2 separate regions of the Homo sapiens genome follow, and region 2 is linked to region 1. Evidence: chromatin loops called from intact Hi-C (ENCODE). Cell type or tissue: PC-9. All regions are shown on one strand. Each heading gives the region's core, and the rest is flanking DNA. Links, peaks and the distances in the headings are about the cores only. Region 1 holds the start of LOC105369846 (a long non-coding RNA gene). Region 2 overlaps LOC105369844 (a long non-coding RNA gene).

Region 1 (10,843 bases), core at 2,727-7,726:
TCTACAGTTCCATGATCCTTTAAATTTATTTTTTAGCTAACATATATTGCGCTCTTATTTATCACATGCAATTCTTTGTTCTAAATACGTTCCATGTATTATTGCACTTACATTTCACAACAACTCTCTCTGTAAGGCAGTTACTATGCTCACCATGTTAAAAATGAAGACTAATTCTATAATGTAGTTCAATGCACTGTATCACCAAGGGGAAGTCTACCATTCAGGTGGAAGGAGAATCATGCCAGAGAGTACACAGCATAAGGGCAGGTGCCACAGCCAATCACTGACCTCTCTCAGCACCTATCACAGGTCCTGGCACCTAAAGGGAAGTCAATAAATACTGATTAGATATGTAAGTGAAGGAATAAAATGTAGTATCATTTTTGTAAAATGTATCAAGAAAGATGGGCAGCTATGGTTTGCAAGCTTAGAACTCACCCAAAAGTCCATATGCTGTGTTTCAAAAACATTGAGGCTTTAGTTCTCGTATGAGTTTTGATGTGTCAAGATTACCCTTCATTTGCTTTTTAAAAATAAATGTATTCGCAGGACGGAAGAATTTTAAAAATAAAATTTTTACTGTGGCTTCTCACTGATAATTCTGGAATGCATGGGAATTTTAATTTTCTAATCCTGGTTCATATAATCAGGGAGTACATTTTTAAGGAACTGTGTTTAACTGCAATCTTATTTTAAAATGTTTCACAAAAAGATAAAAATTTTGGCAACTATCTTGGAAATCATGCTTTTGTCAGATGAAATAATTATGTTTTTCGATAATTTTGGCAAACATTGAAAGGGAAAACGTGCTCTAGAAGAGGAAAAAATTCAAGTGCATGTAATAGCTTATTTAACATAAAATAAAATGCTATTCTATCCTTTTGGTATGGCTGAAATATTTCCTAAAAGCAAAAAATTAAAATTTATCAATAAAAGACTAAGTGATAGCTCAAAATGTAATAATTTGCTGTTGTTGTTATTCTTGGTATTAACTTTTTCTGTTATTTCCATTTGATAGTAATAACATATAGAAAGTGTTCAGGGTCTATGTCAAAGCCAAGATTGACCACTACAGAATGAGCATTCAAAAATAGTGGGAAGGCCTGGTGCGGTGACTCATGCCTGTAATCCCAGAACTTTGGGAGGCAGAGTTGGGCAGATGACGAGGTCAGCCTGGCTGACATGGCAAAACCCCCTCTCTACCAAAAATACAAAAAAATCAGCGGGGCATGGTGGGACGCACCTATAGTCCCAGCTACTCAGGAGGCTGAGGCAGGGGAACTGCTTGAACCCGGGAGGCAGAGGTTGCAGTGAGCCGAGATTGTGCCACTGTACTCTAGCCTGGGCACAGAGCGAGACTCCGTCTCAACAAAAAAGAAAAGAAAAGAAAAGAAAAAAAAATAGGCCGGGCATGGTACCCCACGCCTGTAATCCTAGCACTTTGGTAGGCGGAGGCTGGTGGATCACCTGAGGTCAGGAGTTCGAGACCAGCCTGGCCAACATGGCAAAACCCCATCTCTACTAAAAATAGAAAAATATTAGCTGGGCATGGTGGCGGGTGCCTGTAATCCCAGCTACTCAGGAGGCCGAGGCAGGAGAATCACTTGAAGCTGGGAGGTGGAGGTTGCAATGAGCTGAGACTGTACCATTGCACTCCAGCCTAGGCGACAAGAGTGAAACTCCATCTCAAAAAAAAAAAAAAAAAAAAATAGTGGGAAGAGTAGTGAAATGAATAATGGCCAGGCCTTATTTCTAAGAATCCATTTTAAAAATATATTTTAAAAAAAGATCAACCCAAGGTGATTCTGTATTGCCAGATCTTGTAAACTTTATGTGTCGTCAAAACAATGAGGTCTCCTGCATTCAAAAATGTGTATTTCTGATCTATACATTTTTATGTTGACATGTATTTTTCTGTCACTTATGGGGCATGTAGAAAAGTAACCAAGATACTCACTGGACCCAGTTCCTTCAGAGTAAAGCTTTCATTCCCTTTAGTTTGGATGATAACCATAGATTCTGTAACCCAATGATCAAAGATATAAAAGAAATTGAGATTCAAAGCTGACAACATTGACCTTTGGGATAAAATTCTCTAGCTACTGTATTCTTTCACAGAATGCTTAACCTTTTTTGGTTGACTCTCCAAAGATTCCACCCTCAATAAAGCAATTTTCTATAGCTAGAATTAACCCTTACATATGTTTTTAAAAACCTTGAATTAGGTTTTCCACATAGAACATGTTCAGTAAAGGATTTGAACTAATAAAGGATTTGGTTTTGGTCCACAGAAGACACGAAAATGATTATTTTCTAGCAGCCCATTTATTCAATCATCTATTCCTTCAACAAATATTTATTGACTGCCTTCTATACTCCAGGCACTGTGCTAGACATTGTGGGTACAGCAATAAAGAAAACACAGTCCTTAGTCTTGACCTAATAGAAAAGATAAATAAGGACAGATCCAATTACAATACTTAGTATATATGTTGTATGACCTGTGCTGGCACCTCACCCAGTCTCCAGCAGCCCAAGATTTCCCAGAGGAAATGCCAATTATGCTGAAATGTGAAGGACCAGTAGAAGTAATCCCAGGGGAAATGGCAGCATGCGGAGTAGGTGAGACCCAGGTAGAAAGTTGTTTCAGATAGAGAAAATGAGATTGGCAGAGAGATGGAGTGTGGGGCATTCCAGAAACACAAGCTATCTCACTACCGGGCGAGTAGATTTTTGCTCCCACTGCTGTATCCTGTTTACAACCTCTTTTGACATAGACAGGATAGTTAAGACAACATCTGTGAGCTTTTACCATATTTGGATGCAATTCTTTTTTCAGCTCTCAAATTTGGTGACAATACTATTTCCCTTTACATTTCTTCTCCCTCATGCCATGTTCTGCCCCTCCCAGTGACCTCTGCAGTCTGGCTCCTTTGCAATCTTCAGCTGCCTTCCGACTACGTCATTATCACCATTGAAGGGCTAATGAGACTGGACAGGAGGGCTGGTGCCTACCATACTGGTGCTTAAGTTCGACTCCCAGCTGCCTACATTTCTCTGGTTCACAGAATTCCACTGTTCTCCTTTCAGGAAGAAAAGGATTACAAGATTAGCTTCATGATACCATTTCCAGCCTACCATATATAGTAAGAGGAAGCAATTAAATGTGACTTCCATGACAACCTTTCAATCTTCAGCCAGACTCCCCACTAGGATATCTGTCTGGAGGGAGGCAGCAGGGGTTTCAACTATGTAGGTGAGGTCAAGGAGTATATAATTACAGCCAAGTGCTACAGAGTCTAACAACTCTTTTAGCCTCCTGCCGCAAACAGCAACCAGTGTGTGAATAAGGCACAAAACAGTTGCCCAAGTTAGAAAGCCAATATTGTGGGGAATCTGGAAGTCTAGCTTCCATGGGTAGTGCAAAAGAGAGTCCTTGAAGTAAATAGACTCAAACAGCTTTAGGAAACACTGTTAACCATGCCTAGCTAGCCTTGATTTCAGCTGCAATGGAGAAAAGAAATACATTTGTCAGAATCCTATCTTTTTTTTTTTTTCAAGACTCAGCCATTCCAAGAAGCCTTCCCAAAAGCATGAAGTCAGAATGGTCGTCAACAACAGTAAATCACAGAGATTTCTGGGGTATAAGAAGAAAAACAAATGCTTTTCAAACCATTACCTTCTCAAGGAAGGTGGATAGACCTTCTAAAGGAAAACTCAAGATCTCCACTTCTGTTTTGAGCTCATAAATGGAGAAAGAGTATTTTATTTAGGTGAACATTTTGAGATTTGGGTTGGCAAAGGAGGGCTTACTTACAGTGGAGTTTGAGGGATATGATTTGTTGTGCATCATAAAGAGAGGAGAATGTGGCATCCCTGGGAACTCTAAAGTATGGAAGGAGGACTGGGTCTAGGAGTCGAGGCAAAATCTCCAGCTTCAGGAAACCATTACAGCTGCGGAGAAACTTTGGCCCAGGCTTTAGGGTTCTTGTATCTCTCTCTTAAGAGGAGAGATGTCTGTTGACCTTGGAGAAGAAATGAAGCATGAACCTGGGACAAGAGCCCGTTAGTCCCACATGGTTCTAGCTGGTGCAGCACAGAGCCCTGGCAAACTAGGAGTTAGTAAGGACTCAGATGAAAAGATGGAGGGGGAAGGGAAAGGAGAAGTCAGCAAAACGGCAAATGGTGCTGTAGAGAGTGGCTTGACAGCAGGGGAAACAAGTGCTCTGAGGCAGGATGGCCCAAAGAACTTCTAGAAGCAGGAGAGCTAATATTCAGTTTTAAATAGCTTGCTTTTTTGCAGCATAAACTCCTCCTTAAAGCATCAGTGAAATCTGCTGCACATACAAGGGCTTTGAGTGAGTGACTATTTCTGGGAAATCAAGAAAAGTGGCTCAGGTCCAGGTCTGCATCCGTGTGAAACAAAACAAGAATGATATAGATAGGAGAGGGGGAAAAAAAAAAATAACATGAGCAGGACGCAAAAAACAGAGATAAGACCATGACAAATAAGCCCTCCAGAAATGTGCATAATCCTGTGTCATGAGTCTGACTTTTCTCAATTCTAGAATGGGGTATGGAGAAGGTAATCTTATCTAGACCTCAGGGGCAGGTGACTCAGCTATCTGTCACTCAAGTGATATATAATGATTCTGCTGAGGCTTATGTCATGTGATTTGAAGGATGCAACAAGAATTTCCTAAACAAAATATCTAATATTTCCTCTTGGCTTGTGCCAGAGCCTGAAATCAACACCATCATCATTCTTTCAGGGTGAAGCATGAAAATCTTCCCTTAAAATACAATCATACTCTGACACTCATTAGGATCACTACTATCAAATAAAAAAAAAAAACAAACCCAGAAAACAACAAGTGTTGGCAGGGATGTAAAGAAGTTGGAACTTTTGTGCACTGTTTATTGGGTTGTAAAATGATGCAGCCACTACGGAAAAGCGTGGCTGTTCTTTAAAAAATTACAAATAGAGCTACCATGTGGTCCAGAAATCCCATTTCTGGGTATATTTCCAAAATAATTGAAAGCAGGATCTCAAAGAGATATGTGAACACTCATGTTCTTAGCAGCACTATTCCCAATAGCAAAGAGGTGGAAGCAACCCAAATGTCCATTAATAGATGAATGGATAAACAGAATGTGCTATGTACATGCAATGGAATACCATGCTCCCTTAAGAAGGAAGGACATCTTGTTATGTGCTAAGACAGAAATGAACCTTGAGGACAGTATGTTAAGTAAAACAGGCCAGTCACAAAAGGACAATAACCATACGATTCCACTTATACGAGGTATCTAAAGTAGTCAAATGTATAGATATGAAAATGCAGAATGGTGGTTACCAGAGTTTGGGAGGAGGGGGAAGTAAGGAATCGTTTAATAACTACAGAGGTTCAGTTCTGCAAGACGAAAACCTTCCGGGGATCCATTTCATACCATTAGAGATAAGCTGAACCCTACAGAACTGTCCACTTAAAAATGGTTAAGATGGTAAATTGTATATGTTTTTTAACCACTATAAAAGTGCAACCATTTTCTGTATAACAGGTCATCTTAAACCATCCTCCTTTACACTTTGTTATGAATTAATTTATCAGATTAGCTTCATTCTCTGAAGGACAGATGTGTCAGTTTTTATAAAGAGGAGAGCCAAAAGGGTGTTAGGAAAGGGAGGCTCAGGGCATCATAGAAGTCTCTGGGCATCTGGGAAGATGACCAGGCACAGAAGCTAGGCAGCTAATGGAGAGTGGAGTGGGGACTGCAGAAGCATGAAAGAGAGCGGGGCAACACAAAGACATGAGAAAATGCACTAAAAATACATTTTTTCTCATATTTTCCCTGAAGCTGCTATCCTTGGGTGACCTCAAGAACTTACAGGCAGTGAAAAGTTGCCTTTGCAAAGGCTGCCCTGAGAGACACTCAGAATAACACGGCTTGAAGGGCCCTTCTGGCAAGCGCATCACAGCTGGGTTTCCAGGACCACAAAGGCAGACTGAAACTTTCTCCATTAGCTGTGAGTGTGCCCTGCTGAACCTTGTGGGCCCAGATGGTGCTTATTTTTAGGCACCTTCGTCTTTCCATGACTAACTGGGAACAGTAAAGTATGGAGCTGGGTCTAAGAGCCAAGGCAAAGTCTCTATTTCAGGAAAGCATTACAGCTGGGGAGAAGCTTTGGCTCAGCAGTCTCCTGGGTTCCTGCCCCTCTGTTAAAAGGAGAGACGTCTGTTCACCTTAAGCACAAACGGGGTCATGGACTTGGGGCTGAGGAAGCCCTGAGAACATATCAGTCCCAAATAGCTACAGCTGGTGCAAAAGGAGACTGGGCAAAGAGCTGCTGCTTGACTGTTACCCCGATGCTGCCCCGATGGGATGATTCTGCACTGATGGGCTTTCAGCACTTAGTCCTGGCCTGCCTGGGCCACTCATCCACCCGTGGGCAGGACTCCAAGCCTCCAACTTTCATGACTCTTTGCTCCAGGCCTTGCCCACACTGCATCAAGGCCAGCCTAGCATGAAGCTCTCATGTCCTCAGAAGGCACCTGGCAGAGAAGCTCAGTGTGTGCAGAAAAGAAGTACAAGGTTTTCTGAGAGTTCACTGAGTAAATACAGTGACACACATATAGACTAAGAACCTCAGTCCATTCACTTGGGTATGCAAAAAATTGTGCATTACCTACTCTTCCCATTCTTGAAATCACTATAATTCTGACTCCAAGCTCCACTCTCGCTGGACCTAGAAGTTAAACCTACGCTTTCTTGGGTTTCCTCCTGCAAATATGTAAAAGTCCTGGGGTCTTAACTAGCTTCAAGATGGGGAATGCCCTCAAGGTGTCAGTTGCGGGTCCACACTGGCTGTGGCTGAGACACCCATTATCCCAGGTTCTGCTGCTTCTTTGCCAAGACTAGAAATCTCAGATGAAACAGGGGAACACAAGTGGGAGAACCCAAGCCTCCTACAGGTGCCCTTCCTGTCAACACTTCCCCCCTGAGGCCTTCTCACAACCTGAGTAGGGTACAAATTCTGAGGGCAGGATCTGTCTCTCCCTCCCAGTCACCAGAAATCTCTCCTTCCAGCCTTATTGTTTCTCATATGGCCTGTTCCACTCCAGCCCCCTCCAGGACACACTTCAACCATTTAGGATCTTAGGACAGAGTCTTGAATTTCATTAAAGCTTTTTCTGCTTTCAACCCTGATAAATCCCTGAGATAAATAATCACAAAGCTTGGCCAACATTAGGGGTTAGTATCTCCATTTGAAATAAAGCACAGGTAGCTGAAGTGATGTGTACCATGTGTTGGAGGCAAAACCTAGACAAAGAAGCCAGGTGTGCTGATTGTAGGCAAGTGTCCTGTCCAGGATGCCACCAAATTGCAAGTCAGAGAGCATGCAGCAAATGCTGGCTTTGGAACTAGCAGGCAAGAAACTGAAGGCTCACTTGTGTTTTATTATCAACACTGGGGAAGCTGAATAAAACCAGCTAGTGGTGGGCAGGGAGCCAGCATTGGCTTGATTAGATCTTCACTCTGTGGTTACCAGCCAGTGCCATCCAGGGAGAGCCTGAATCTGGAGGAGAGGCTGTGCTGCCAGTGCAGCCAGCACCTGTGTTTGACTATTTCTACTGCTTGTTTCAAGCAAACAGGCAGTGACGCAAGAAAGGCAGGAAAGAGGACTCTCTGAGCCTGGCATCTGGTGAGGCCAAGTTTTACTGAGCATGCACATTGCTTTTCTACCATCTTGAGGATAAACCACTTGCCCCTCGGTCAGAAGCTCTCCTAACTAGAAGATGTCTTATTTTGGAAACAAAAGCTAAGTAATGGGTTGACTCCTTGGTGTTTATCTCTCTGAAGTCAGCTTCATATATTTGGGGGCTGGAAGGGATTAGGAGACAGGACTGTTGGAAGCTACATCAGGAAGGTGGCTCTATTTTCTGAGATGTCCTCTGACTTTTTTGCAGAGCATCTCACTTCCCTCTGGACACCCCCACCTTCTTGCACCTGGCATCACCACACTGCCTTGCTCCCTTTCTCAGGATGCCACCCAGACCTGAACTTTCCGGCCACTGTATCAAGCACAAAAATGATACTGCCTTCATCATGCTCATCAAAACTGCCATTTTCTGGATGTCATGCTGTGTAGAATGGGGTAGCAGTGGTGAATGGGCCCACATAAATAATTCATTCTAAAACATGAGCCCTGCCAATATTGTTATATAAAAGAAACTTTCCAATGGAGTATAAACTTTACCACAAACTTGAGAATTTGTGTCAGCTCTGTTCGCTACCATGATTTGATAGAAAATTATCTCATTAAACCCAAAAAAACAGGCCAGTAATAATAATATGGTTGAAAATGAGCCTCAAGAGAAATATTTAGTAACATTTGCCAAGTTTGGAATGTAATACATTATTTTGCTATTGTTGAAATCCTCAGCAATAATAACAATGTTGAAAAAGTACTTTCTCAGAAGGGCTGGTAATTTCATAAGTTTAACTCTAATGTATTTGTATACAGAAAATGAATGATATATTGAGCTCCAAAAGAAATAAGGCCCATGGGGCAAAAGGGATATGATCAGGGGAAGGTCAGGTCTTTACTAGACAAGAGGCCTGAGATAAAATAAACATGGTCTTGTGCAGAATTTTTTAAATTTCATGTAATGAGGGTTGTGGAATCAATTCCATGAGTTTTAACCAAACTTCTCTTTGGTATGAAATGGAAATGCAATAAACTATACCACAGATAGTAAGGTCAGTATACACATGTATATAATATATACGAGTTTGAATAATATAAAATGTAACTATGACTGAGGATTGTGGTTTAAAATGTTTGAAAGCAACAAGTTCAAGGCACTGGTTTTAAATTATTTTTAAGCTCAGAATTTTTATGTGGAAGCTTAATATGTAAAATAGATCAAAACAAATCTGTCATCACTGCAGGCACTGGTGAAGGGGGCAGAATTCGGCCCTGTCAGCTCACTACAATCCACCTTCCCGTGAGCAGCAGAATTCTGAAAACCACAGGTCCAGAAATTACACTGCTCCAGAAATTACACTCTGTCAGTTCCCCTAGTATAAGCGTCAAATTGATTCTTACTATTGAGGTTTGAGGGACCCAATAATAACACCACCTATTCCACCTAAATTCTGAATTGAGAGAGACAATAGGATCAACAGATGACAGTCAACTATCAACAAAATACTAATAAAGGCTAGGTTGGGGACTGTACTTAAGTGCAGGGTATCAGTGGATTTCCTAATTTAACTGGCAGAATTAGATAGACCTATGCAGTCACGGCAGCACCGGAAACCTGGAAGGCCCCAACCCTAATTCCCACTCAGAGGCAGAGACTCAGAGCAGACAAGCCCATCCCAAAAGCAAAGGGATGAGAAAGGCTAAGCTAGGCATGCCCCATTCAGAGAAGCCAGGAGTGCTATATTAATTGATACCTCTCCACAAGGAAATAGGAATCAGGTGGAAAAGAGGTTCCTCTCCATGACACTTAGCAAAATGATGTATGCTTTTTCTTCATAGCACTTACTGCAATTAGAATTAATGTCTGCCTCCCTTAGTAGACTATAGACTTTTTGAAGGCAGAGGCTATATCTATTCTATATCCTGTTATATTGCTAGCATCTAGCACACATTTCATGCTCAACAAATATGTGCTACATGAATAAGACTAATGTAAAAATACTGTCAATATAATAGACCACCTATACCCCACTTTCAATACCAAGGTATTTGAGAATTGAATCATATTCATTCAATGTCAAGCAAAACTGAGGCAGGCCTACTCTTGAGAGTATTTGAAAGATTGTATTTACTCACCCTGGTGAACAAAGAAAAAAATTAGTCCTGGCAGGGCATGGTGGCTCATGCCTGTAATCCCAACACTTTGGGAGGCCAAAGCAGGTGGATCATCTGAGGTCAGGAGTTCAAGACCAGCCTGGCCAACATGGTATAACCCCGTCTCTACTAAAAATACAAAAAAAAAAAAATTAGCTGGGCATGGTGGCACATGCCTGTAGTCCCAACTACTCAGGAGGCTGAAGCAGGAAAATCACTTGAACCTGGGAGGCAGGGGTTGCAGTGAGTCAAGATCATGTCACTGCCCTCCAGCCTGGTGACAGAGTGAGACTCTTTCTTACAAAAAACAAAAAACAAAAAAACAAAAAAAACACCTAGTCCTACTCAAGGAAAAGAAGCCGTGAAAAAGTAGGAAATCTACCCCCATGAGAAAGAACAACCAGAGCAAAGCTTCCCTCTTCTGGAAAGTCTATCAGGTTCCTACAGTTTCCTAGAAGAAAAGCCTTTCTCTCATGTGGTCTCAAACTCTTCTCTGTGAGTAAACTATAAATCACTTCTTTCATCTTCTGTGAGAAAACAACTTTGACTTATCAAGCCTACCTTTTAACGTGGCTTTTGCCTACCATATCTACAAGGTGATGAAGCTGTTATAATCAACAAATCCAAGAGAAGTAGCTATTTAAATAATAAGAATTGTAGCCATGTTTCCTCGTGCCGTAAGTCCATGCTCTTAGGGGGCATTAGGTCTCCAGCCAGTAAAGAGTCTCATTCACAACAGCAGCATGTGAGGTCAAGTGGGAATGTACAGAGACACTAAGAACAGCCCTCAGCCAAAAATCTCTCCTTTATTCATCCCATATTGTAGACTCCACTGGGGGAAGGCTATGAAAACTCCTATTTAGATTTAAATATATTTTGAGAAGGCAAGCTTCTTTGACCTTTATGTCACACCCTTTATGGACTTAGAGCCCATCAATAAGGGTTATTGATAATTTAAACAGAAATTACTTATAC
Region 2 (10,843 bases), core at 2,105-7,104, 70 kb before region 1:
TATAAATTGGATATATTGGGAAAAATATTTTTTAGCAGGGAGTCCTTTTAGTGGCTGTATCTGAAAACAAGGTCATGAATAGACTCTGCTCCCACAAACCTCTAGGAAAGCAGACTGTTCTTATAATCATGTGACTTTTGCAATTTGGAAAGCAGAATAAACTTCTCCCTGGAGGCCCTTTATCTTATTCAAATGTTAGAACTTAACCACAGGGTGGCCTTAAAATTTGGAAACATAGGCACATGTTTGCCATTTTCAAGTGACTAAATCATGTCGTTAGTTGATGGACTAGGAGAGGCGGTCCAGAGTGATGATTTAAGGCTGGTGCACTACCTCATTGCACCGCAGTGGCAGGGTTGGATATCTAGGGTGCACCTTTTTTTTTTTTTTTTGAGATGGAGTTTCACTCTTGTCACCCAGGCTGGAGTGGAATGGTACAATCTCGGCTCACTGCAACCTCTGCCTCCCGGGTTCAAGCAATTCTCCTGCATCCAAGCGATTCTCCTGCCTCAGCCTCCCGAGTAGCTGGAATTACAGGTGCCCACCACCATGCCCAGCTAATTTTCGTATTTTTAGTAGAGATAAGGTTTCACCATGTTGGCCAGGCATGTCTCAAACTCCTGACCTCAGGTGGTCTGCCCGCCTCAGCCTCCCAAAGTGCTGGGATTACAGGTGTGAGCCACTGCGCCCGGCCACATTTTTATTGTAGTTTTGCACAGCACATGGAACTACATATTGTGGATGAGGCTAACACAGTGAACACTGTATTAAAAGAGAATATCCAGAAACTACTTATGTGCATTTTCCTAAGCTTGGAGATTTTATAAGCACCCTGTAGAATCCTCTTCCACTGAGCAATGCAAGTAAATGTGTCATGACCTACTCTGGCCTTCCAGCTCAAAAAGCTTATTGACAATATGAGAAGTCCTTGACTCCTGAAAAACAAAGGGATTTTTGACCTCTATAAAACTGCCCAGAATAAACAAGGAAATTGATATCTGTGTAGTCCTTGCTGAACACTATACATAATACTAGAAACTTATACACATTTACTCCATTAACCCTTATAAATTCACAATGCAGAGATGGTGCTTAATCATCATTATCACCATATGGAGTGGGTACTAACTAACGTTTTTAGGCTCCAAGAGGTTAAGGAACTAAGATTTAAACTCATTTCTTCTGCTTCTATCTCTTCTCCATGCCACAGCTTTTGTTCCATTTTTACAAATGTGTAAACAGCGGCTCTAAGTGATTGAAATTTTTACCTGAAATTATATGGCCAATATATGGCAAAGCTGAAATTCAAACCTGAGCCTTTTTGACTTTGGAGTACCATGTTTTTTCATCTATAGCAAAATTATTATGCATCTTTTTAAAGGCAGGGGCAAAGAGGGAAGATAGAGGAAAGTCAGGAGGAAATTCTGGGTCTGTGTCTTTATGCTGGACAAGGATGAGCTTGATGTGTTAAAGAAAATAGCAGATTTCAGAACATTCATTATTTTGTTTTTCTACAGCCTTGAGTAGCTGAGTTGGAATCATCCCAGAATTAGGACCAAATTAAAGTTGAAATCACTGCACAGTTATTTCAATGGACAGGAGCACAGTGCTAATGAGGTCAGGGTCAGGACTCCAGACTGCCCGACTTTTCTCTGTTCTAGCGCCAAAATGCAGAGTTCCCCCTACACAGCCAACTCAGAAACTCACCCTGTTGGTCACAGGCAGGACCCACTAAGACAGCACAAGTCAGCACACTTGTTATTGCTGCCAGAAAAACAAGGTCCAAGCTTATGCCCTATGGCTGGTGGGTGAGAGCCACTAGCTTCATATTCCATTCAAAAGAGAGCCTTTTATATTGGCAGAGTAACAAACAACATGAACTTCATCTGTGGATTCTATCAGATGCAAAGTTGCTAGAATGGTTAATAAAACATCAGAGCTCATGAAGAAAACATAATTCTCTGTGCTGCCCCTGCAGGGATTCTAATCCTCTTTGTGCCCATTCTATTCCTGTAGGTGCACAGAGTTCCCTGCAAAGTGAACTTGATCCAGCTTGAGATACACAACAGAAGATGTAGGCCACCCAACCATAATATACAGCAGCACTAAAAAAAAAAAAAATGATTAGTATTTACTTCAAAAATATTGAGTTCAGAACAAATTGCATAAGATTTTGAATTTTTTTAAGTGACAGGTTACTTCAGAGAAGGACTTTTGAAAAAAGAAAAAGGAGCCAAGTCTTTAGATCTAGTAGAATGTCTATTAAATTGGAAATGTCTGTTTTCTTTTTAGTTTTCCCATTAATGAAAAGAGGTCAAGAGAACAATGTCTTCATAGAATGGAGGGTACAGCAGGGCATTAGCTTTTATTTTCATATGTTAATAAAAATCAGAATTGATATTTTTCAGAAAATTACAACAAAACAATGCAGCAAATATACAAAACTGTTTTCCTGTTAGGAAGTGGAGCTAGCAAAGTAATGCATCTCTTTTGCAAGATTTCAGTTGGGGAACAAAAGCAGCTCTGTTTGCAGTTTATTTCCAGGTGATTGTAATTATACTGACTCAGTCTTTTGCCCTAGAAGAGGGCTGAAAATCTCTGAAAGAGACGACTGGCCTTCTAAGATTTTCTGACAATGGGTACAAGAAGAGTTCTGGGTTCTTTTTCACACTCAGGTTATATGAGGCCAGTGTCTTTAAACTAAAAAAAAAAAATAACAACTATTAGTTACCTGCACTGGAAATTACTGTTGAAGCTCTTAGGTTCTATAGCCTAAAACATACAGCCCTTACTTCCTGCCTTTCCTGCTTAACACATATATTATATTTGCACATGTACATTTATAGCCAACAGTTGATCTCCAAGGAGCTTGGTTGTCTAGTTAAGCATTCCCAATACTGATTGGACCGCACATCCTAACTTCCTGTCTTTGGCCCATCTTCCACTGTGGCATGGTTGTTCTAGCTATATTTTTCTACCTTGAGTTGCTGCCCAAGCAATGATAACTACTAATGCTGAAAAGAGTCATTGATTTCCTGTATATCCACAAGAATAGCTCTTGCCTACACAAAGGGAAGAAGGCACTAAGAAAGAAGGCACTAAGAATCTCTGATGGGCCAATAGTTCAGTCTAGCAATGGTGTGAATGTCCCAAAGTACATGAGACGTGTCTGTAGACATTAAGCACTGAGTTCAGTGAATTAGTCCCCTACTTACTAAAGAAACACACCCTGATTTAGGGATTGGCAAATGTATACCTGCTAAATATTTCCTCACTCAGATACTCTCTGCTGCCTAGAGGTCAGTTTGACAAATTTATTTGTGTATCGTGTGCATTTGACTCCTTACTCAAGGCTCACTGTCTGGGCCCACAGATTAATTACAGAGAAGCAAGTGATGGAACCAGTCAGGACCATAGTCTGTTGTTTTAATGTGAAAAGGGCAACCCCTCCTCCTGGAATGTGGAAACTGAAGTTCGCCCCATCACTAATTGAATCAAGCCAACCACTAGAGCTGAATTACCTGCTTACTAGAAAGCCTGGCTCTTCTAACTATGTGGAGAGGGAAAAGGAACCTGCTGTAACATCTCTGACCCAGTCTTATTTCACTGGGGAATAAGAAAGGTATTATTTGCAAAACTAAATGTTTAGAAGCTCGCTTTGAAATCAGTTAGGGAGTCTGGGTGCTGATGCATGCTCTGTTCAGAAGGAAAAACTAAGCAGGATGGACTGGAGGCCAAGCACTTCCTACCTATTTTTCCAAATGCCCTACTTTCTCACTCTGATTGTCCACCAAACCCCCCCGTTTCTTTTGTCTAGTCAACAAAAATAGAACTCAATGCCAAGATTAATGCCAGAAAAATAAAACTGGGAACAAAGGGAAGATAAAAGTTGGATTGTAGAACTTACATATTTGCCTACATATTCCACCCCCTCAATACTACAGTTATTTGTGTGTTGTAATAATATACCAGCTTCTCAAAATAGTTACTGTTATAAGTAGATAAATGTCATAAATTAGCCAGGTAATATGCAATTGGTTTTATTTTTAACACCAATAGACTTTGGCCAAAATTAATTAATGGGTTATTAATATCTCAGAGATTTTTCTTTAAATACATCAAGACAGCTTGCTAGATAATGATCAAAGCGGATACATTTATTGTGTGGGCTATTCCTTTGTATAAAGGACTAATAGGAAAGGCCAGAGAATTTCAAGTCACAATTCAATTCTAACTTTTGCTTAATTTATCTTTAGAGTTTGTGGTTAACTTCCCTTACAGTTTCAGCCTTTCTCTATGAGGATTTAACTGGAACCCTGTAATTTCTTTGTACTGTCATTTGTATTTCCTGTCTCAATAGCCTCACCTTGAAACTGGGCAAGTTCCCAAAGACATCATAAGTCAAAGTCAAGTTGAACTACTTTTCAAAGGCTTTTTTGGTGCCCTTTTCTAACCAGGGAACTTTTATTTACCTTGACTCATGGTTCCAGGAGCTTAGAAAAACCTTTGCTGCTGATTCTGCTAATACTCAATAACTCCTTTTCAAATTGCCTAAATGTTAAGTAAATGCCATCTATAATTAACTGAAAATTATCAAATGCCATATTTGTAGCACTTGATGCCTTTTTGACTTTTTTTAAGTTGATTTACAATGGCAAACAAAAAAAAAAAGCAGTACTTTTTTCTTTTTTAAAAAAAATCTGTAATATGCCACAGTTATCTGGCATAATTATGATATGAGTTACTCCAGTGATAGTTTCCTGATTTAGCAAGTTGACCACCTGAAGCTTCAAGAACTATAACAGGAAGAAATATGCAGAAGATTCTGGAGTCCATCTTTTCTACTTATTTGTTGAGTAACCCTCACCCCTTTAAGCTTTAGTTTTGGCATCTATAAAATAGAATCCACTTTGTGAACTATGAAAAACACCTGGCTCATAATAAACATGGATTACAAAATCATGTTATTATTACAGAGTTGTGTTCTACCTCTCCCACCAGATACTGGCCAGCCTTTAGAGTAGAAAACGCCTCATGCCTGTTGCTATAAGGACTGGTGAAGGAGCTGCCAGGCAGAAGCACTGCCGGTCATCTTTGCCTTTTTCATTGCTTGTTCCACTCTTCCACCATCAGTGGCCTTCTGCTCGCCATCCAGCGGCCTCTACCCTACCATCCTCAAAGCTTCTATTTTCCACTGGTTCTTTTTCCCCTTTTCTTCTTTCTTTTGCTTCTTTTTCCTGTTTTCCTTGGCTTCTTTGCATATACACATCACCAATTAGCATATCCTTTACCACCTTTTCCTTTTAATCAGAGAACTGACATTGGTTTTCAGTTCTTAAAAGCTTTCTTTCACCCCAGAACTTAAAGCATAATAAATAATAATTAAAGCATAATAAAAATAATTAAAGCATAATAAAGTAATTTAAAAATAATTAATTAAACAATAATTAAAGCATAATAAAGCATACTAATAAAATAGATTTAAAATTTTTAAAAAAAGAAAAGAGAAGCTTTTTAGCTTTCTTTCTACCACAATCACTCTTATCTCTCTTTCTATTCAGAACACTTGAGGGTGAAAGTAGACTTGATCACTACTTGCCTGAGGTTTTGCTATGTCTAATGCCAAAAGTCATAATCAAAGTCAGCTACTCATTTCTATCTTTTCCGCTTATTCTTCAACTCCATCTATCACATAACTGCTAAAAACATCAACAACTCTTTTGTGTATTAATGATGATTGCTACGTTCACTGAATGTTGAGGAGGTGCCAGTATCAAGCTGAGCATTTTAATTGTAATATTTCGTTTACTTTTCACCACAATCCCAGGAGATAATAATAATGGTGTTGGTGGAGGGGATGGTGATGATAACTCCCATTTCATAGAAAAATAATCTAAGGCTCATAGAGGTTATCCAGCTATTAAGTGATTAGGGGACAATAACTAATAAATCTTGCTTAAGAGTCTTAGCCCTTAACTCCATACTCTATACTTTTTCTTATAAATTTGTTAGTAAGAAGTCCTCTGGGCTGATTAAACTTTGAATCAAAGAATTCTCAACTGAGATCTCCTGTTTAAGAAAAACTTACAGTAACCATCTGAGAAAATGTGTATAAAAGTAAATAAAATCTGCCTTTCCCTTCCTATTGAACTCTGTCATCCATCTCCAGTTTAGAGACAACCACAAAAATCCAAGTAGGAGTTTATTTTAAAGATCCCACCTGTGGGTCACAAACCCCTGCGGCACTCTTGATTTACTGCAAAGAGTTCCCAAATCCATATGTACACCAAGCAGAGTACAAGTCTGTTTTCCAAGTAACTAAATAGAGGCTGTTGAGAGGAATAGTAGTACAAATGAATTTTTTAAATTTACTGATTTTATAATCATTTCATCACTTGTAATCATTTTCATTTCCTCTATCAAGGGATGACTAAAGTAAGTCAATTATCATATGAATACATGATAACTTATCTTAAAAGTATTTACACTCAGAAAATAGGTATCTAGATGTGATTAGATATGAGGCTTCCTTTGTTATTTTGAAAGGCAGAGTTGCCCAAGCAGCCTGAATTTATGTTGAGATCTCTACATTCTAACTTCAACTCATGCTTTGTGTGAATGGTATAGGTTAGTGGTAAAGAATGCTGGTGCTGAATCATAGCTCTGATACTGATGAACTGTGTGACCTTTGGCAATTTACTTAACTCCTCTGTTGTTTAGATCCCTCTTCTGTATGGGGAAAGTAATAACATCTACCTTTTATACATATTTTAAAAGGTTTTAAACATGACGTCCTTAGAATAGTCCCTGGCACAGAATAAGCTTTCAGTCAATGTTGGGTTTTTGTCTGGTGCTCTTAGTATTAATAGAAGCAAATCCAATCATTTGAAGGAATCACGGTCTGAATGGCAGGGTTACTCCCACTTTGGTTATGAGAAGAATGGTAGATTTAATCTAGCCCTGCCCCCTCCTTCCTTGGTGCTCCTAATTCCTCTTACTTGATTTCACATTTTTTTTCTTTTTTCATAACATTCACACTGTAATGTACTACATAATTTATTTATTGCTTATTAAGTACTCTGTACCCACCCCCTACCCCAGGTAGAACATAAGCTGTACAAGGGCAGAAATATCTGTTTTGTCCACTACTATATTCCAGACACAAAGAGCAGTGCATAGCACAGAGTAATTGCTCAATAAGTATTGGCTAAGAATGAATATAAGGATAATTTGTCAAATATCTTTCTCAAAATTTCCTACATATTTCATTTTTCTCCAGCCTTTTCACTGCCCTTTCAAGTCTGTTCTTCAATGAACAAGAAAAATAATATCAGGACTAATATTTTGGGGGCACTTCCTGAATTCCATGTAATGTACCCAGCATGAAAAACACGTCATCTCACTTAATCCTATGAAAACAGTTGAGCTTTAAACAACGCGGGTTTGAACTTGCAGGTCCACTTATAAATAGATCTTTTTCTGCCTCTACCACCCTTGAGACAGCAAGACCAACCCCTCCTTCTCCTCCTCTTTAGCCCACTCAACCTGAAAACAATGACGATAAAGACCTTTATGATGATCCACTTCCACTTAATAAATACTAAATTTTTTTTCTTTCTTATGATTTTCTTAATAACTTTTTTCTCTAGCTTACTTTATTGTAAGAATACAGTATATAATACATATAACGTACAAATAACGTGTTAATCTATGGTTCTCTGGGACAAACTGCTCATGTTATTAGCAAAGCTTCCGGTCAACAATAGGCTATTGATAGTTAAGCTTTTGGGGAGTCAAAGTGATACGTGGATTTCCAACTGCACAAGGGTCTGCGCCTTTAACCCCCTAGTTCAAGGGTCAAATATGAGTACAATTGTTCTCTTCATCTTACAGAGGCTAAGAGAGGTTAAGGCACTTGTCCAAGGTCACACAGATAGTTTAAGTAGGAAAGCAGGTTAGAGCCCCCAGTTAGTCGTACTGTGGCATCTGAGCTCTCCAAGTATGACTCTGGGCCTGGCACAGTGGCCCTTCCATGGAAGATGGAACCTGAGTCCTAAGGTTAGGACCCAGTCCCAGAGGAGATGCTTTATCTGCACACACTGAGAACAGAATCCCCAGAGTCAGTGAAGTGAAACTGAGGCTGTCTATGTTTGCCAGCATGCTAACATGAATTTTACGGTAACAATGTTTCTATCTTCCAGTTCATTGCATTTACTCTGCCATCATGAATAACCTATCCCAGTGCATGCTAATCTAACAGCCTAACCACAGAGTAATGATAAAATGAAATCCTGCCACATATGAGGCCCTGAATTTTTAGCAGCATTTACCACTCGATATTAATTAACCTAAATGATCCATGAAGATTTGGCTTTGCAAGAAGTTTGACTATCTGTGGCTGCAAGGTTCTGTAAGATTATGTGTCTGAACGATTGGGATAATTAATTCCACTAGTCATGAAGGAGAAGCTCATGGGATTTGGAAATGAGATGTGGGATTTAAGCATGTCCCAGTTTCTGTGGCAACTGTGGCTTCAGTGACAACCAGTCAGGGCACGGAGTTACTGAACTGCCATCACCCTTGTCTAGCCTTGGGCACTTCCAGATCACTCTAAGCAGAATCATTATTATATCTGAGAATATACTCATTTTACAGGCCTGTGTAGGATTCAACAACACAAGGTGGCATGTATTAGAGTGGTATCCTAGAGCTCCCAGGCAAGGAGATTACTTAAACAAATATTCCAGAGAGGAAGTGATGGAATTGAAGTTGTGTGGCAAATATTGAGATGCTTAATGAGCACAACTGTCCCATAGAGACTCAGACACAGCTAGGCTGCGTCTCTCTAATCATTTATGGCATGATAGTGGTGCAATTACAGAGAGGGAATCCCATCCCCACCGTTGCTACTCAGCAGGCAGGGGAGCCTTGATGAGACTGAACTGAATGAGAGTTCTCCCTATCATTATCTTTCCATTCCCTCCTTTAATCCAACTGATCTTAAATACTCATTCAATGGAAATGTGGCCTTGTAAGGATGAATGCTCCTGTTCCTCCTTAACTATTTCTATTAGTAAATCAGATTTAAGTCAGAGGCTTAATATATTTTTTACATATTTCACACACAAACATACATTAAAAAAATAAGCATTTTTGTACTTTAAAAAATATTTTACATTCCCCTCAATTATTGAATAAAAATGGATTGGCATTTCCATAAATAAAAGCTGGAATTAAAAGAATAAACTGGAGCTGCTGAGCAAAAGTTTATCAAAAAGTGTTTTTAGGCAAATAAGCAATAATAAGCAATCGCTTAAATGATCTACATCAGAAGAATAACAATTTCTCTGGGCAGCAGGATGGTAATATATATATTTTTTTTAATGCAGCAGTCTGATATACTTTTTTTTTTTTTTTTTTTTTGAGGTGGAGTCTCGCTCTGTTGCCCAGGCTGGAGTGCAATGGTGCGATCTCGGCTCACTGCAAGCTCCGCCTCCCGAGTTCATGCCATTCTCCTGCCTCAGCCTCCCGAGTAGCTGGGACTACAGGCACCCACCACCACAGCTGGCTACTTTTCTTGTATTTTTAGTAGAGACGGGGTTTCACCGTGTTAGCCAGGATGGTCTCGCTTTCCTGACCTCGTGATCTGCCCACCACGGCCTCCCAAAGTGCTGGGATTACAGGCGTGAGCCACCGCGCCTGGCCAGCAGTCTGATATATTTTAGTACTTATTTGAACTAAAGAAGCAGGGAGCTGCTTTCCAGTCATCTTGGAGGAGGCAGATTATTTTTCTTTCTATGCACTTAAGGATGCAGGTACCTTAGCTGAGGTGGAATGGTAAACAATGGATAGATAGGTAGATGGATGACTGGATGGATGGATGGATAAATGAATTCATTCACTATTTATTGAGCACTTTTGTTTTGGATACTAGGGACACAAAGTCATCAAAGATAAAAATCTCTGTACTCATGGAGCATGTATCCTAGTGAAATACTAGAGAGATGCTTGAATAAATCCAAAATGGGTATGAGAGCTCTTAAGTCCCTGTTAAGTTGTTTCACAAACCATAGAGTGCATTTGCCTTAACCTGAACAGACTCTTAAGCATTAGTATCTGCATGCTGTGGGATTATTGCTGCCATTGAGATCAAACTGCCTTCTATACTGATGAATGACATATCCATGGATGGAGCCAAAAATTAAAACTAAGGGAAAGTATTAAAATGAAAAGTACATTTTGTTCCTTCTCTGTGAGGGATAATACACATATCTAAAAAGTACCAGGTGTGCTCTGTGCACAATTGTGTCTGCAAAGCTAAGGAAGACTGGTATTGGTCAGGCCATTCATGAGAATATACTTGGATTTTGCTTACTGTAAATAAGCAAAAGGAAATGAAATTTTTCATGAATGTAGACTATGGCACCTATCACTCTCATTTCTGAAAGAAATTAGGCCTGCCTAGGAAAACAACCTTGAGGCAATTTTTTTTCCACTAATTTTTTTTTTTTTTTTTTTTTTTTTTTTTTAGATGGAGTCTTACTCTGTCGCCCAGGCTGGAGTGCAGTGGTATCATCTCAGCTCACTACAACCTCTGCCTCCCAGGTTCAAGCTATTCTCCTGCCTCAGCTTCCCGAGTAGCTGGGACTACAGGCACACACCACCACACCCAGCTAATTTTTGTATTTGTAGTAGAGACGGAGTTTCACCATATTGGCCAGGGTGGTCTCAATCTCCTGACCTCATGATTCGCCCACCTTGGCCTCCCAAAGTGCTGGGATTACAGGCATGAGCCACCGCACCCTGCCTTTTCCACTAAAATTTATGGTACAACCAATAAAAC

The links. A loop is a pair of places that touch in the nucleus more often than their neighbours do. Peaks named below come from ENCODE experiments on the same cell type or tissue, not always from the same donor. Only the 100,000 strongest peaks of a DNase experiment are listed, where the experiment ranks them.
Region 2: it touches region 1 in a loop (2.7-fold over the local background); 3 of 110 quality-filtered maps call a loop at or near these places.

The regions. Positions count from the first base shown.
Region 1 is chr12:75,777,209-75,788,051 of GRCh38, forward strand. The region is part of intron 1 of LOC105369844 (a long non-coding RNA gene); the gene reads right to left. LOC105369846 (a long non-coding RNA gene) reads right to left here and starts at 4,257. Exons shown (of 5, transcript XR_001749217.2): 1 at 3,683-4,257; 2 at 3,019-3,086; 3 at 1,961-2,022; 4 at 154-322. In PC-9, for the core only: no CTCF peak of the experiment used is centred there; DNase peaks (open chromatin) are centred at 4,633 and 7,603; H3K27ac peaks cover 2,657 bases.
Region 2 is chr12:75,708,025-75,718,867 of GRCh38, forward strand. All of the region lies in intron 1 of LOC105369844 (a long non-coding RNA gene), which reads right to left. Among named protein-coding and RNA genes, the nearest start is that of KRR1, 200 kb to the left of the region's middle. RefSeq lists an enhancer at 3,220-3,721. In PC-9, for the core only: no CTCF peak of the experiment used is centred there; DNase peaks (open chromatin) are centred at 4,417 and 6,587; H3K27ac peaks cover 3,106 bases.